Regions from separate parts of the Homo sapiens genome. Here region 2 is linked to region 1. The links are chromatin loops, found by intact Hi-C in ENCODE. Cell type or tissue: breast epithelium. All regions are shown on one strand. Links, peaks and the distances in the headings refer to the core of each region. The heading gives the core; the rest is flanking DNA.

The links. A loop is a pair of places that touch in the nucleus more often than their neighbours do. Peaks named below come from ENCODE experiments on the same cell type or tissue, not always from the same donor. Only the 100,000 strongest peaks of a DNase experiment are listed, where the experiment ranks them.
Region 2: a loop joins it to region 1, with 18 times the contacts of the local background. A loop is called at or near these places in 37 of 110 quality-filtered maps.

Annotation. Positions count from the first base shown.
Region 1 is chr9:121,671,073-121,679,395 of GRCh38, reverse strand. DAB2IP (DAB2 interacting protein) reads right to left here. Exons shown (of 16, transcript NM_001395010.1): 2 at 615-718. Among named protein-coding and RNA genes, the nearest start is that of DAB2IP, 24 kb to the right of the region's middle. In breast epithelium, for the core only: no CTCF peak of the experiment used is centred there; no DNase peak of the experiment used is centred there; H3K27ac peaks cover 1,066 bases.
Region 2 is chr9:121,559,834-121,568,156 of GRCh38, reverse strand. It overlaps LOC107987016 (a long non-coding RNA gene), which reads left to right and starts at 1,173. Exons shown (of 2, transcript XR_001746560.2): 1 at 1,173-1,306. It also overlaps a transcript of DAB2IP not described here. In breast epithelium, for the core only: no CTCF peak of the experiment used is centred there; no DNase peak of the experiment used is centred there; H3K4me3 peaks cover 1,234 bases; H3K27ac peaks cover 1,241 bases.

The DNA of each region.
Region 1 (8,323 bases), core at 205-8,204:
GGGTATGAACAGTCAGACGTTAAGGGTCATTGGGTTCTGTTTCCATAAAGTTGTTTAGGTTTGTAATTTTTAAAAAGTCTGTGTGCTTGTGGGGACCACTCAGTTCAATAGCTATGATATATATTCTGTGTTTTGTCGGTTCTAAGCCATCATCAGTTATAATATATAGCATTATTTTATGTACCACCAAGAAAGATTTAAATTATGGTATGCCATGAGAGGTGTTAAAATATATGGAAACAAAAATAGTGCATCTTTTCGGGGTTGCAGAAGCACAGTGTGTGTGCGCCCTCAAGGGTACATTTATCTAAACTAACAAGAGCCTCTTCTCTTTCCGGGCCAGCTCAGCGCTGGGCCCCATAGCCTTCGGTGCTGTCTGTCCTCCACCTGCCCCCTCCCTCTCAGGATGGGACCCCCCATGTGGCCCCCGGGACCAGGGCTGAGCCACGGAGATGGGAGCAGCTGAGGGATCGGATACCTAGAGCAAGGGAGGCCGGATGCTCTCCGGGTCCATGAGGCTCCAGGAAGGGGGGCCGTGGGGTCACAGAGCAGCACCCCGGGCGAGGTGGTGATGGTGGTGGCAGTGGCGGTGTTGGTGACGCAGAGATAGTTACCGTGACCCGGAACGGCGTGGCGGCCGAGGGCTCCATGCTGGGGCTCTTCTCGGAAAGGCTGCCAGGCAGGCTGCGCCGAGAGCCCGGCCTTTCTTGAGGCGACTCTGCCAACAGAGGAGGAGAGAGAGGTTGAACAAGAACAGCCAAGGCCACACAGCTAGGGCCTCCTGCCACTCCCATCCCAGTCAGGACAACAGACAAACCGGTCCCTAGAAAATGGTCCAGGCACTATGGAAAAGTCTGGCAGTTCCTCCAAAAATTAAAAATACAAGTACCACATGACCCAGCAATTCCACTCCTGGGTATAACCCAAAATAATTGAAAACAAGTACTCAAATACCTGTATGCAAATGTTCACAACAGCCAAATGGTGGAAACCCAAGGGTCCATCAGCAGAAGAATGGACACACACACATGGTACTGACATGCAAAGGAATACCATTCTGCTCTAAAAAGGAATGAAGTTCTGATTTAAGCTGTAATGTGGATGGACCTTGAAAACATTACGCTGAGTAACCCAAAAGGACATATTTTGTATGATCCCATTTATATGAACTATCTAGAAGAGGCCAATTCGTAGAGACAGAAAGCAGATTTGAAGTTAGCAGAGGCTGATGAGAGAGGGGAACAAGGAGTTATTGCTTAATGGTACAGAGTTTCTGTAAAGGGTGATGAAGAGTTTTAGGAATGGATAGTGGTGATGGTTGCAGAACATTACAAATGGACTTCATGCCACTGAATTGTACACTTAAAACTAGTTAAAATGATAACTTTTATGTTTTACATATTTTATCGCAATTTTTTAAAAAGGGGGGAAAAAGGCCTGGCACAGTGGCTCACACCTGTGATCCCAGCACTTTGGAAGGCCGAGGCGGGAGGATCACCTGAGGTCAGGAGTTCGAAACCAGCCTGGTCAACATGGTGAAACCCTGTCTCTACTGACAATACAAAAATTAGCCAGGTGTGGTGTTGTGTGCCTGTAGTCCTAGCTACTCGGGAGGCTGAGGTGGGAGAATCACTTGAACCCGGGAGGCGAAAGTTGCAGTGACCCAAGATCGTGCCACTGCACTCCAGCCTGGGCAGCAGAGTGAGACTCTGTCTCAAAAAAAAGCGGGGGGAAAGGTTCCCCAAAACCCCCACTCCTTGTAATGTAGTGGGCTCCCTGTCACTGGAGGCATATAAGCAGACAGATAACTGAGCCATCTCCTGGGATGCCACACTTGGGGAGCTTGGATGACTTCTCAAGTTTTCTGTTTGTTTTAGAGTCAGGGTCTCACTCTTTCGCTCAGGCTGGAGTGCAGTGATGCAATCATACTCAACCAGCCTAGAACTCCTAGGCTCGAGCAATCCTCCTGCCTCAGCCTCCCAAGTAGCTGGGACCACAGGCACACCCCAACACACCTATCTAATTTTTTTAAAAAAAATTGTAGAGATGGGGGTTTCCTTTGTTGCCCAAGCTGGTCTCAAACTCCTGGCCTCAAGCGATCCTCCCACCTTGGCCTCCCAAAGTGCTGGGATTACAGGGCTCAGCCACTATGTCAGCCCCCACGTTTTTTCAAACATGAGAATCTGTGACTTCTGGCTTCCAGTTATTTTCCAGAGGCTTTAAACTTGGGAGGCCTACAGAGGCCAGCAGGAAATCCAGAATCTAGGAAAGCAGCCAGCCACTCGGCGCTAATTGGTTACTGCTACATCACAAGGAGGGGCTCAGGGCAGCCATAGCTGCCATGGTTCAAGAGAGGCTGATAATCTGGGTTTTTCAAAATATGAAGTATTCTGACTCTTAAATGGTGACAGCTCATTGAAAACTTTTAGTCATGGCCTTAGCACACCTACATAAAACCTCCTGAGTCTGTCCAACCTGCCAACCTGGCCACTTTCCTCACTGGTTCCCCCACAACAGCGTGGCACCAGCTGCCTCTTTGCCATTGCTCCAGAGGTGGCCCCCAACAGAGGACTCCCTTCCTGCTCCCCTTCCCCAGCCTGGTCCATCCTGCAGGCCCTGGAGGAGGTCCTGGGTGACCCCCTCTACTTCCAGCTCTTGCCTCGCTTTTGGCTCCTACAGCAATAACTAGACCTGAGTCTCCTATCAACGCTCTCATTTGCAGTGTGTGTGCGTGTGTGTGTGAGTGTGTGTGTGTGTGTGCGTCTGCAGAACTCCTAACACCTACGCCTAAGCTGGTTGCATCTCCACCTCCCCAGCACCCTGCATGGAGCCTGGTGCGTGGGGGGTGCCTGGGAAAGACCTGTTGACTCGCAAGGGAGAAGAAGGACAGGGCAGAGGTTTCCCTGGTAGGTGTGAACACACAGGGGTGTGGAGTGAGACGGTAATGCCCAGACAAACACATGTGCATGTTTATATTCATGCAGATACTCCAATGTGTACACTCCCAGACCCACCCCAGGTACCTACTGAGCAGGGGACGTGCGCACACACACACAGGACAGATGACATGGGGTTCACACAAGGAGCAGGCTTTCCAGAAGGCAGAACAGGATGCTGGGGCACTGTGTGCTTTCCAGGCCATTCCCTCCACACAGTCACATGGACAGGAGTCCACAGAAGCACAGGCTTCATCCTGAGCCTTGGCTCATGGCCAAGCAGGCAAAGCTGTCCTGAGACTGGTTCAGGCCCGCTGACCTCCAGGCAGGCCTGGGGCAGGCATTGACACCAGGTCCAGACCATCCAGCCCCAGGCGCCTCTTCCAGAAAAGCTCCCTTCCCACATGGCTCATCCTCAGCCTGGCGCCGTCTCTTAAGGCCCTTGCTGTTCCCGCACGGTGCTTCCTGCTTAGAACTTTCCTTGGACCTCCTCCTCCACAATCTCTCTAGTCACAGTCAGGGGATAACCACTCTTTCTGGAGGTTTTGCTAGGAAAATTCTTCCCATGCTTTCCTGTCTGCCTTCATCTCTCACCCCTTCGCACCACCCACCTGGAGCACCCTCCTGTCCTCTGTGACAGCACATGCCACCTCCCTCTGGGAGGCTGTCACCCATAACCTGTGTCCCATCTGCTATACTCAGCCAAGCTACCAATGACCAGAGCAGAAGCTGAGGCTCAGGGTGCAGTCACCAGCCCAAGGTCACAGGGCTACTGAGCACCACAACAGGAATGAGGGTCCAGTGTGTCTGGACCGAGTCCATGGCTCCTTCAGCCTTAAGTCCCATGGGTCCCAACACCCAGCCAAGGGGCCAACGCATAGGAGGTACTCAGGGCTTAGTCTCAGGATGCAAACCTTAGCCAGAGGCAGACCCCCGGGTTCAGCCACCTTTCTAGGGAAAGCGGTAGAAGTGGGAGATGGGCAGTGCCAGGCACAGTCAGGACCCTAAGCCCGACTGCTTCTAATGCCCTCAATGCCCTCAGAAAGAAGGGACTCCTCACCTTGGCACCGAAAGCCATTCTACCTCACACACTCTCTGGCTTCTGTTCTTGCTAACCCTCTTTGCTGTACCTGCCACGATGCAGGAATGTCCCACCTCCACACCTTTACCTATGCTCTCCCCCTCCCTAGAATTCTCTTCCCTGGAATGGCCTCCTGCGGGAACTGTCATCCTTTGAGCTCTGGGGCAATGCTGGGGGCGCCCAGATCACTTTAGGAAGGATGACTCACAACCCCGCACATCAGTCAGCCCTGCAGACTTGCTACTTGGCGACTCAGCAGGAAGATGGGTTGTCTGTTTCCCACCCCCACCCAGAGCCAGGCACCCTGCAGTGCTTAGTCAAGATGCCTCCATCAAACCAACAAACACGGGGTACCCACTGCAGTTATGGAACCTGGTTGGCAGAGTCAGGCTGCCCCACAGGGGTCTTGGGATCACCAGGACAAAAGCAGCTGGAGCTTCCAGGAACTACCCTCCCTCTCCTGACACATACACACACACACACCACACACACACACACACACCACCCTGGCCACAGCTTTACACTTTCCTGGGTAGGTGGGCCCTCACCACTCCAGGCAAGAGGTGCATGGAGTGCCCTGGTAGAACACTGGGTGCCCGGTGAGGATGTCTTTCCACTGAGACCAACACTGATGCCCAGAATCCTGCCTCTTGCCTCCTGGGTCTGGGCCAGGAAGCTCTCAGAGGTTGCTTGGTCCAATCTCCCATTCGACAGATGATGAAGCTGAGACCAGAAGCAAAGAAATGTGTGTGTGATCCCTCAACAACAGGTCTATAGCAAAGAGTGCTCCCAGAAGTCTTTAACTTCCATTCAGAAGCCCTGGCTACACCCCTCCACCTGAGAAGCTAGGAAGGCCGCAAGGATCCCAGGTGGCCGGAGGATAGGGGCCCACTCTCCCTCCTGCACAGGGCGGCTGGCTCTCCTCCCTGACCTCTCCAGTCTCCCAGCCCACACCCAGGGCAAGGCCTGCACTCCATACGAAACTGGAGGGAAACCTGGGGCACCTTCCCAGGTATCTCCTGTGTGGCCCCTAGTTCCATTCTCCACGTCTCTGTGCACTGCCTTCTGCTCCAGGGCACTGGCCTGTATAGACTTTATGATCTGAGCTTCTAGACCCTCAACTTCCATGTGGTTTGGCCAAAGAGGAACCCTGGCAAGAGATGAGGGGAGGAGGGAGAGTCATCTGGGCTGCCTGCCTCCTCCACGGAAGGTCCCAGCCACCATCGGGATGACCCTATCTTCTGGACCTTTGCCTCCCAGCAACCACGCTCTCCCCTCCTCCATGGGGCCTCAGGGAAGCAGCCCCCGCTGTCCCTAGCTTTGGGGTCCTGCACTGCCCCGTGGTTCCCGAGGCCTGCCCACGCCTTCATAAGCAGCCCCTCTATTAAACGCTCCTCTAATCACCATAGTCTGAGGCACCACCTGCTTTTCTCCAGACCCTGAACTGATCCACCAGGTGGGAGCTCAACTGCCTGGGAGTCACCCATGGAGCTGATGGGACCTCCTTTACCCACAGATGGGGAAACCAGGCCCTGAGAGGAGCTGTGATGTGCCCGTGGTCACACTGAACATCGAGGGCAGAGTCTGGGCCAGGCCAGGCTCTCTCCTGACCTGACACCCCACACACCTTCCCCACGGAGCCAGCCACCTGCCGTAAGCTCTAAACACAAAGTTAATGAAGACATGGATCGCTGGGTTCTGGACCCACGTTTCTCAATGTTTTTTCATTGTCGCTCTCCCTTAAAAGTCTTCTTAGACACTTTTTTCCTAATTTCCCCTCCATAAAATTTTAATATCACAGACATACAGTATCTTTTATGTACTGTGTGTATACTGGGCTTTGTACAGAAAGGTTTTTTTTCATCTTCTAGCCCAAGAACCAACTTTTTGCCCACTTAGGGGCAATCTCGCCCCTGCTGAGAATGCATGTTCTGGACCCTTTCAAATGTAATCCCACAGGACAACCTGGGCAGCTCTATAGTGAGTTCCATTTTCCAGATGGAGAAACTGAAGTTCTGAGAAGCAAAAGTGACTACCTCTAAAAGTCCTCCAGGGAAGAAGCAAGAGTATATGCCGAAAGTCCCTTAAACTGCCCCCAAACCCACACTTCCAGCCCCAGAGAAGATGGAGGGGACATGGAGCATGGGGTTGGGTGAGGAGCCAAGCTGACACCAGGAGCCTGGATTCAACCCTGACTCTGCTGTGTGACTCCATGGCTGCCCCTTTCTCTCTCTGAGCTGATTTCATCAATCCAATGAGTCAGGGAGTAAGAGCAGTGGTCATCTCCAGTCCTTGGAACCAAGTAAAAACACACACACACCCTCTATTATTTTACACAGGAAAAGAAGGCAGGGAACTGACCCTGAGTTCTAACTCTGGACCCTGGGGATTCAGCCTCGGGGTCCTAGGCCCCAGCATGCTGCCTTTGGCCTTTCATTTTGCAGCAAATCTTTTCTAATTTGGGCAAACAGACACTGGGAGGCCTGGCCTCATGGTCCCATAGGTCTAGCACCACAGCTGGTGCCAGTAGAAACCCAGAGAGGTGAAGTGAATCTGCTAAGATCACACAGTATGAAAGTGGCATTCCTAGGGTTAGATCACGGGAAGGGAGACCCAGCCGATCTCTTAAGAGTGCGCCCCAGACCTTCGAGCATGATCCAGCAGTCTTTCCTCCTCGGCTCAAACTCATTGCATGACTTCTATGTGACCTCTCGGTCACCTAGTCTGCAAAATTAGGCCATGGGACCAGCTGATCCTGGATCCCCTTTCCTCTAGGAGGTGGAAAGGGTCTCCATTTACCAGGCTGTCTTCCTATTCTTGGAAGCCACAGCTGGAGAAATGCATTTTAACCTTCATGTGTTTGCAAAAAATAAATAAAATAAAATCAGTTTCATTCAAATGCTGCTGGCTTGGTTGCCATGGTTACCACCTAATCATGAAGGATGACTGTTACTTGTTCCCATGGAAACACGGCGGCCTGAGGAACATCCTGTAATTTCAGACAAGACACCAAATTTCAGTTGTCGGGTTGCATCGCCCAGATCTTAATACTTAAAGGCAGGTAGAGGCAGCAACCTCTTAACGCTAACGTCAGGAGAAAAGAAGTCAGCAAGAGTGTAGAACAAGGAGGTGCTGGACTGGGGTGTCCCTGTGTCCTCGGCAGTGATCGGGAAAATGCAAATTAAAAGTCTCAGATGCCATTTCATACCTTTTGGAAAGGTCCTAGACCAGTCCAGAATTTAAAAGAAACTAAGTAAAAGAAATGAAAAAGAAACCAGTCTAGAAATTAAAAAGAACTGCGACTCCAAATGTTGGCAGAGATGCACAGAACACTTTCATCACTGCTGATGGAGTGAAAAGGGCTTGAAGAACAATTACACAATAGCCAGTAGGAACCGACAACACATATGTGCTAGGGCCAGAACCTTCCCTCCTACTCATCCAGTCAAGAAAACTGCTTCATCCTGCACACGTGGAGATCTGCACAAAGATACTGACCGCAGCACTCTTTGTAGCAGCAAAAAGTTAGAAGCAACCTAAATGTCCACCAATAGGGGAACAGTCATTCAATAGAACATTACACAGCAAGGAAGGGAGGACACTATTCACATGGAACACAATGGCACTACAAAGGACCTAGAGCTATAGAGATCAACATGAATACAACTCAGAAATATGATGTCGAGTGAAAAAAATCAGTTGCAAAAGGAAATGGTGTGTAATCCACTTATATACCATTTTTTTTTACAAGAATGTTCACAGCACCTTTATTTTTAATAGCCCCAAAACTGGAAACAACCAAACATCCTTCTATAGATGAATGGTTAAACAAACTGTGTTACATCCAGAATGAGTAAGGCAGAATGATGGTCCCCCAAAGAAGTCCACACTCTTAATTCCCAGAACCTGTGAATATGTTGCCTTACATGGCAAAAGGAACTTGGCAGATGTGGTTGAGGTTAAGGATTTTGAGATGGGAAATCATCCTGAATTATCGAGGTGAGAATAATCTAATGATAAGAATTTGTTGTTGTTGTTGTTTTGAGATGGAGTCTAGGTCAGTCGCCCAGGCTGGAATGCAGTGGTGCAATCTCAGCTCACTGCAACCTTCGCCTCCTGGGTTCAAGCAATTCTCTTGCCTCAGCCTTCTGAGTAGCTGGGATTACAGGCATGCACCACCATGCCCGGCTAATTTTTGTTCTTTGTTTTGTTTTGTTTTTTGTTTTTTTTAGACGGAGTCTCACTCTGTTGCCAGGCTGCAGTGCAGTGGCACGATCTCGGCTCACTGCAATCACCACCTCCCAGG
Region 2 (8,323 bases), core at 284-8,283, 110 kb after region 1:
TCTTAGTAGAACTGTGGTCTCAGGAGGACCTGAACCCCTGGAAGGCTGACCTGACCCAAGCTGGGATGAGGTCGCCCTGCAATTACCACCTCTTCCGAGGCCAACAGGACTTCTCCCTGCTGAGTCCCAAAACCTGCTGCCCCACCCCCCCATGCCCAGCCTCGGTGCCTCGGCCACACTCTTGCACTCTTGCGTCCCTCCTTGGTTGTCCAGAGACAGCCAGGCTGTGCCGGGCATCCCAGCCAAATGTGAGCTCTCTGGCCAGGCTGAGTAGTGCAGGAGCTGAGTTACTGCGTCGCTGGAGCCCCAGGCCTGCAGAAACCACCACGAAGGAACCCTTCCGAGTCTTATAAATCCCTCTTCCAGACTCTGCATGGGCTCTGTCCCGAGCAACTTTTCCCCCAATAATGCATGCAGAGCTTCCAGTGGCCTGGGCAGCTCTCCGGTGGCAGCCACTGGGGCCCTGTCACACGGGGAGTGCTTTCAGCATGAGCCCTGGCCTTTAATTACAAGGTATGTTCCTGTTGCCTCTTCCATCTATATTTATCCGCAGGATCGCACTAATTGAATTCCCCACAGCACAGGGCAGGCCTGGCGAACAGCGAGGTAGGCAGACAGGCAGGGGGGCTGCAAAACTTCCTTCCTTTCCTTCTTGGCCAGGAGCAAAACAGAAGCAGCTGAGAAACTCTCTCTCCCTCCCCTGGACCTTGTCAATGCCTGGAGTCTGAGGGGCTGCCCGCTCCAGGGACCCTCCAGCCCTGAGTCTCATAGCCCAACGCACCCATGCCCACCCATGGGTCCCAAGACCAGACAGTGCCCAGATGCCTGACTGCCTCCCTGCTTCAACTCAGATTCCTATAGCAGAGAAAAGTCTGTTGAGCAGAGAGGCTGAAACCCCCAACTCTGCACTTTGCTGGCACCGTCTTACCGTAGGAGTCGTCTTGGTCCAGAAGGGAGTCGGGCTCCATGGCGTGTGGGCCCCCAGCCCCTGGCCCCACCTGATTTATGAACCGAGGCTGTCTCCATGAGCGTCTGGGTTCCTCCTTTTGTATTCCATCTGGCGGCTTTTCCAACTAGATGACTGGGTATTCCTGCAAGCAGGCCCCTTTCCAGCCCTCGCCTTCATACAGTACATTTAAAGTAGCAGTAACCTCTTTTTCCTCCCCCCGCAGCCTGGCTGGAAACATTAGAAGGGACTGAGGCAGCGAGATGTCTAAAATAGGAAGACGCCGGGACGGTTGGCCTGGCTGCCCGTGATGCTGGCTGCGGGGATCTGGCCCGGCTGTGCAGATGGAAAAGCTAAGAGGTGAGGCTGAGACGGGCTTAGCATCTGGAAGCCGGCTCTGGGGCCCAGGGGGTTTGCAGGAAGCGGGGAGCCCAGCCCCCCAGGGGAGGGGTTGGGGGGTCTGCTCTGTTTACCCCCAGTGCCCAAACCCCAAGGGCTTCTCCCAGGCCCTGCTGGAACCTCCCACTCAAATCTGTTCTACAGACATTTCCCGCAGTGTGGGGGATGCAGAAATTGACTCATCCATCCATTCAGTTAGTCACTAAATGTTTTTTGAGCATCTAGTCTGCACCAGACACCGTGCCCGGTGCTGAGTTTGCAGCAGGGAGCGAGGCACAGTGCCTGGCTTCTTGGAGCTCACAGGAAAGCAGGTCATTGCAGCGCAGTGTGTGGTGCAAGAGCTGCAGGAACAGAGAAGGGGCGCCTCACCTGGATGGAAGAGGTGGTCGGGGAAGGCCTCCTGGAGGAATGGGCACGTAAGCTGGGGCCTAAAGGACGAGAAGGAGTTAGCCAGGTACAGAAGGAGGGAGTGACCTGTGCAATAGCCCTGAGGTGAAAGGGTGCGTGGGGCGTTCAGTGCCCCCCCGAATAAGTTCCAGGTGGTTGGAGTAGAGCAAATGATGCGAGGCTGGTGAGAGATGGGACGGGGGAGCCAGGGAGAGAGGCAGGAGTGGGTTGGACAGAGCCTTTGGGGATGACTCCAGGCCTGCCTGGAGGAGGGTCTGTGAGAATGACATGATCCGGATTGTCCTCTGGGAAGGCCTCCCTGGTGACCTTGTAAAAGAGGGGAAGCCACCAGGGGAGAGGGAGATGCAGGCTCCACGGCCACAGCTGTAGGAACCCTGGGTGCTATTTATTAAGCAGGCACCAGAGGTGAGCACCATTTCAAGTATTTGCCCACATTGTCTCATACATTCCTCACTATGGTCCCTTCCAGGAGAAACTCTGGTTCTCCTATTTTACAGACGGGGACAATGCAGTTTAGAGAGGTGATGTGACTTGACCAAGGCCACAGTTGTGAGTGACCACCAGGGCAGGTCTGGACCCCAGAGAGTGCACAGCCTTGGTGCTGGGATGGTGGGGAGGACAAAGATGCATCTCAATCAATCTGCATTCAATCTGCATCTCCTAGGCGGGCGTGGTGGCTCACACCTGTAATCCCAGCACTTTGGGAGGCTGAGGCGTGCGGATCACCTGAGGTCAGGAGTTAGAGACCAGCCTGGCCAACATGGTGAACCCCCATATCTCTACTAAAAATACAAAAAATTAGCCTGGTGTGGCGATGCGTGCCTGTAATTCCAGCTACTTGGGAGGCTGAGGCAGGAGAATCACTTATATCCGGGAGGCGGAGGTTGCAGTGAGCCAAGATCGTGCCACTGCACTCCAGCCTGGGCGACAGAGCGAGAGTCCATCTCAAAAAAAAAAAAAAAAAAAAAAAATCTGCATCTTCCTCTCCCACAAGCCCACCCAAGCCACAGGGCAGTACCGTGGGCTTATGGGAGACAGCTTCATTTGGGCTCAACCAGGGAAGGCTGCCGAGAGGAGGAGGTGTTTGAACTGGGCAGAGAAAGAAGAGCAGAATTTGATGGGCCAAGCAGGGAAAAGTGAGGGCGTCCCAGTTAGAGGGAATGGCACAAGCAAAGGCGTGGAGGCAAGAAGGTAACACACAATGGAAATGACAGGTGACTGGGAGGAAGTCAGGGCTGATAAGCAGGTTTGGGCTAGATCAAGAAAGGGCCTGGAGTGCCAGCCTGGGGGTGTGGGCGTGTTCCAGAGGGTGACACACAGCCCCAGCAGGCATTTGTTCCAGGGAAATGACCTCCTTCTCAATGGCTGCCTGGGAGCTCCTGCAAGCGGCTCCCCGCAGCCTTCTTAACGCTCTGCTCTGAAAGCAGGAGAAATCCTCTATCCCCACAGCATGGCTGGAACACTAGAAGCCAAGCCTTGGTGACCTGGTTTTTGGAGACATGGCTCTGGTGCTGGGGTGGAGGAGACATTTAGAGAAGGGAGATACAGGGAGACAGGGAGTGAAGGCAGGAGGCTAACAGGAGGGTCCAGGCCAGGGGTGGCAGAGAGGTAAGAACCCACCGGGCTTGCTCCTGGCCACCCACTGCTGCCCAGAGCAGCCAGTGGCTGCTGACGTGGTTGGCCTGGCTACAGGGAGGTTCCTTCAGTCACTCGTCACCCCTCCTCCCCAACCTCGGATGACAGGGATCCCAGCTCCCAACCTCCCGCTGCCTTAATTACAGGGAGACTGGCCCTACCCAGGCTAGCTGCAGGCACCAGGCTCCCTGGCTCTAATCAGTGGGTAGGGCAGACTGGGGGTTGAGGAGGCAGAAGGGGGAAATCAGGTCCTTGGACCACTAGCCAGTGGACGGATTCAGGTCCAGGTCTCCCTAGTCCTCCAAGGCCCCAGGGGATCTGCGTGTCCATTTGTACATATGCACACGTGGTCTCTTTTCAGATAGAATGTGGTGGTTAGCAGGATGGGGCTGAAATTGACCATCTGGATTTATATCCAGGCTCTGCCACCAACTAGCTGGGTGCCACTCGGTGAGTTACTCAACTCTTGTGAGTCGCGTTGGCAGAATGGGGCTACTCAAGCCCTTACTTCAGATAGTTATTGTGCAGATGAAATGGGGTAATGTGCATCAAAGTCTTAGGGCAGGTCTGGGTGTGTCCTAAGCACTCAGTAAAGGGCACTGCTCTTCCTCATACAAATTTTATCATCTCCCCAGCTTAGTAAAGGAAGCGTGGGAGAACATGGGCCCATTTTACAGATGAGGAAACTGAGGCTCCAAAAGAAAGGACTCAACTTGAGGGTCTACATGGAGGCTCAGGATGCACCCTTCACTCGGCTGGCTGTACCCCCAGAACCTGCTGAGAGCAGAAGTAGTGGGAAGAAGATCTGGACCCCAACTCTGGCTGTGCCTCTAGGCAGTGCTGTGACCTAGGGAGAGGGTCTTGCTTCCCTGGGCCTCACTTTCTTCACCAGTCAAGGTACAGACTTGGATGACCCTGACAGTTCCCACCTCCCAATCCATTTCCCTCTTGTTATGAATTAGACATGTTTAAGTACAACCAGAGCTCCTACCCTCCAGGGATTAATCGTATTGAACATCGGGCACTAGGCTCTGCTTCCCTCCCTTTATGATAAGAGACCCATCTATTTAGTGGCTGCGTAACATTCCACCCTTTGGCTGTGTCACACCTGCTTTGAGCCAATCCCCTATTGATGGACACCTAGGTTGCTGCCAGTAGTCATGATGACAAGCAACGCTGCAAGGACTATCTTGACTGTACTTCTGTGGGCATCTGTCTACTGATCTCCTTAGGAGAAAACCCTAGACATCAACTTGCTGGGTCAAAAGGCGCCTGTGTTTGCAAAATTCCCAGTGTGGCGGCAAAGCGCGTGCAAGCCCCCTCTGTTCTTTTATTCATTCCACCAGCTGTTGTTGAGTCTGATTTTGTGCCCGGCCCTGTAGAAGGCCTGGGATGGTGGGTGTCCCTGCTCCTTTGAATTTCCACCCTAGCTGGGGGGAGACACGCACGCTGTCTGGTAGAAAGGAGTGCTATTCAGAGAATTACATGGGGGCTGCACAACAGAGCAGGTGATATCCAAGCAGCAACCTGCCAGGCAAACAGAAGCCAGCCATGCAGAGTTCAGGGGCCGAGCATCCAGGAGTGGGCAGAGCTGCTGCAAAGCCGGGGTGAGAGTGAGCTGGCTGAGCAGGAGGGTAGGAACGATGGCCAGCATGGCCAGGGCTGGGAACCGCTGGAAGAGTAGTCCAGGAGAAGAGGGGAAGGTCACAGAGGCCACCTCTCCAAGGACCTTGTGGGCCAGGGGATGTGGGAGCCATTGCAGGTTGAAGCAGGAGAGTGACATGAGAGGTTCCCTGGCTACAAGGGGAAGGTGGCCGGAGGAGTGGCCAAAGAGGATGCAGGAAGCCAGTGGGTCACTGCTGTGGTCCCTAAGGAGAAAGACCTCAACCAGGGTGTTGGTAGCAAAGGTGGGGAAAAGTAAACAGATTCAGGATACATGTGGGGGCCGGGCACGGTGGCTCACACTTGTAATCCCAGCACTTTGGGAGGCCGAGGTAGGCGGATCACGTGAGGTCAGGAGTTCAAGACCAGCCTGGCCAACATGTTGAACCCTCGTCTCTACTGAAAATACAAAAATTAGCTGGGTGTGATGCTGGGCATCTGCAATACCAGCTACTCGGGAGGCTGAGGCAGGAGAATCACTTGAACCCAGGAAGCGGAAGTTGCAGTGAGCTGAGATTACATCATTGCACTCCAGCTTGGGTGACAGAGTGAGACTCAGTCTTGAAAAAGAAAAAAAAGATATATGTGGGGACCTCACGCACAGCCTGACAGATGTGGAGGAAGAGAAAAGAAACATGTCCAGGCAGACTCTGAGGCTCTTGGCCTGAGCAAGTGGATTGGTCCATGGAGCTGGGAGAGGCTGTGTAGAGAGGGGTAGGGCTGGGCAGAGGGAACTCTGCTGTGGTGACGATAAGTTTGAGAAATGTAGACAGACATGTGGCGATGTCCGGCAGGTCACTACTGGCTGCGGGATCAGAGCTCAGTGGAGTGGTGGGGACAGAGGGCATAGCTCTGGGAGCCATAGCTCCCACCAGCCCACTGCATGATCCTGTTCCAGCAGCAGCAGGAATTCCCAGGTTCCAGACATGACCTGTCACTCCATGTAAAGGAAGGAGCTGAGGAGTCACTGGTGGCAGCTGGCCCCCCGAGTCTGGCTGCGTGGAGGGATGTCAGCAGGAGGGAGTGGGTGGACCAGGGTCCTTCAGTGGGCATCAGGGAGAGACAGCAGCACCTGGTGGCCAGCTTGTTCATTGGCTGCCCTGTTGGGGAGGATGTGGCCAGTGAGGGTGGCACAGCAAGATGTGGCATCTGCCCCACTCACCCCCTCTGCCCCTGCCAAGGCCTGGGCTGGGTGGAGATGGGGGAGCCAAACACAAAGGAATAATTGAAACCAAAACCCAGGGGCCTAAAAGCTGTAAGAAGACAGGTCTAGGGTAAAGGAGCAGCATGAGAGAGGAGTGATCTGCTCAGCCGGATCCAGAAAGCCTTTGCAGAGGTGGGGCCAGCCCAGTTGGACTATGAGGGATGAAGAGGAGTTCATCAGGCAGACTGGAGGAGGACGGGCATGTGGCACTACTGTGTATCAAGGCATGCAAATGTGTGACAGCCTGGCTGTGTTTGCTTTCAGGTTATTTTCCTGCTGTGAGTTCTGATTTTTGTTTTGTTTTGTTTTGTTGAGACAGAGTGTTGCTCTGTGCCCTAGGCTGGAGTGCAGTGGCGCAATCTCAGCTCACTGCAAGCTTCGCCTCCCAGGCTCCAGCAATTCTCATTCTTCAGCCTACCAAGTAGCTGGAATTAGAGGCACACGCATCTGTACCTGGCTAATTTTGTATTTTTTGTAGAGATGGGGTCTCACCATGTTGGCCAGGCTGGTCTCAAACTCCTGGCCTCAAGGGATCTGCCCAGAGTGCTGGGATTACAGATGTAAGCCAATGAGTAAGCCACTGATTTTCTAGCTACATCCTGCTATTGAAGGCCAAATGGAACCCATAGAGGGCTCAGAATGTCTTACTCTTCCTGAGATTCGGAGCCAGGGTGGAGACTGACCTAAGGCGGGGGCACTTTCCTCAACCCAGCACCACTCGTCTGCAGGACACGGACCCTAGCCATTTAGCCAGACCCACGTGGGCTGGAATCCGGCGTCGGCTCTGGCTCCGGTGCCTCCCGACTGGGTTTCTCACCCCAAGGACAGGTAGCAGAGCTTAGTGATTTGGAGCTCAGGATCTGATATCAGCCTGCCTGGGTCCAAATCCCAGCTCCCCATTTTCCAGCTGGATGACCCTGGGCAAGTGATTTCACTCCTTAGTGCCTCTGTTTCCTCATCTGTAATCGAGGATAAAAATAGGCCATGCCTGGAGAGCCATTAGGAGAACTAATGAGTTAATTCAGGTAGAACTTAAAATGGAACTTGGGGCCAGGAGAGGTGGCTTATGCCTATAATCCCAGCACTTTGGGAGGCCGAGGTGGCGGATCACCTGAGGTCGGGAGTTCGAGACCAGCCCGACCAACGTGGAGAAATCCTGTCTCTACTAAAAATACAAAATTAGCCGGACATGGTGGCGGGTGCCTGTAATCCCAGCTACTCAGGAGACTGAGGCAGGAGAATCACTTGAATCCGGGAGGCAGAGGTTGCGGTGAGCTGAGATCGCACCATTGCACTCCAGCCTGGCCAACAAGAGCAAAACTACATCGCAAAAAAAAAAAAAAAAAAAAAAAAAAATAGAAGTTGGACCAGAGGAGGTGCTCAGTGAATCTAAAATCCATAGCCCATAGCACAGCCTGCCAGGCCCTGCAAAATCTGCCCACCAGCTCATCTCCCCCTCCTCCCATCTCTTTCCCCTCTCTCCTTGTCTCCCTCCCTCTCTCCTCCTTTCCCTTCTCTCCTTTTCCTTTCTCCCTCTTCCTCTCCCCCCTCCCCCAACCACATGGGCCTCCCAGTTTTTCTTTGCACTGCCAGGTGCATCTCACCTCAGGGCTTCCCTATTTCTTCTTTTTTTCTTATTCTTTTTTTTTTTTTGAGATGGAGTGTTACTCTGTCACCCAGGCTGGAGTGCAGTGGCCCGACCTCAGCTCACTGCAACGTCTGCCTCCCAAGTTCAAGTGATTCTCCTGCCTCAGCTTCCTGAGTAGCTGGGATTACAGGTGTGTGCCGCCATGCCTGGCTAATTTTCATATTTTTAGTAGAGACGGGTTTCACCATTTTAGCCAGGCTGGTCTGGAACTCCTGACCTCAGATGATCTGCTCAACTCCACCTCCCAAAATGCTGGGATTACAGGTCCCTCTATTTCTTCTGCTTGGGATGAGAGCCCCCTCCCCCGTGTTCAGGTCCTGGCCATATGCTGCCTCCTTTAGAGGCTCCCCTGATTACCCTCTCTAAGATATCATGACCCCTGCATCCCTGCCTCTCCCATGGCTCTGTCTGCCCCTGTCCC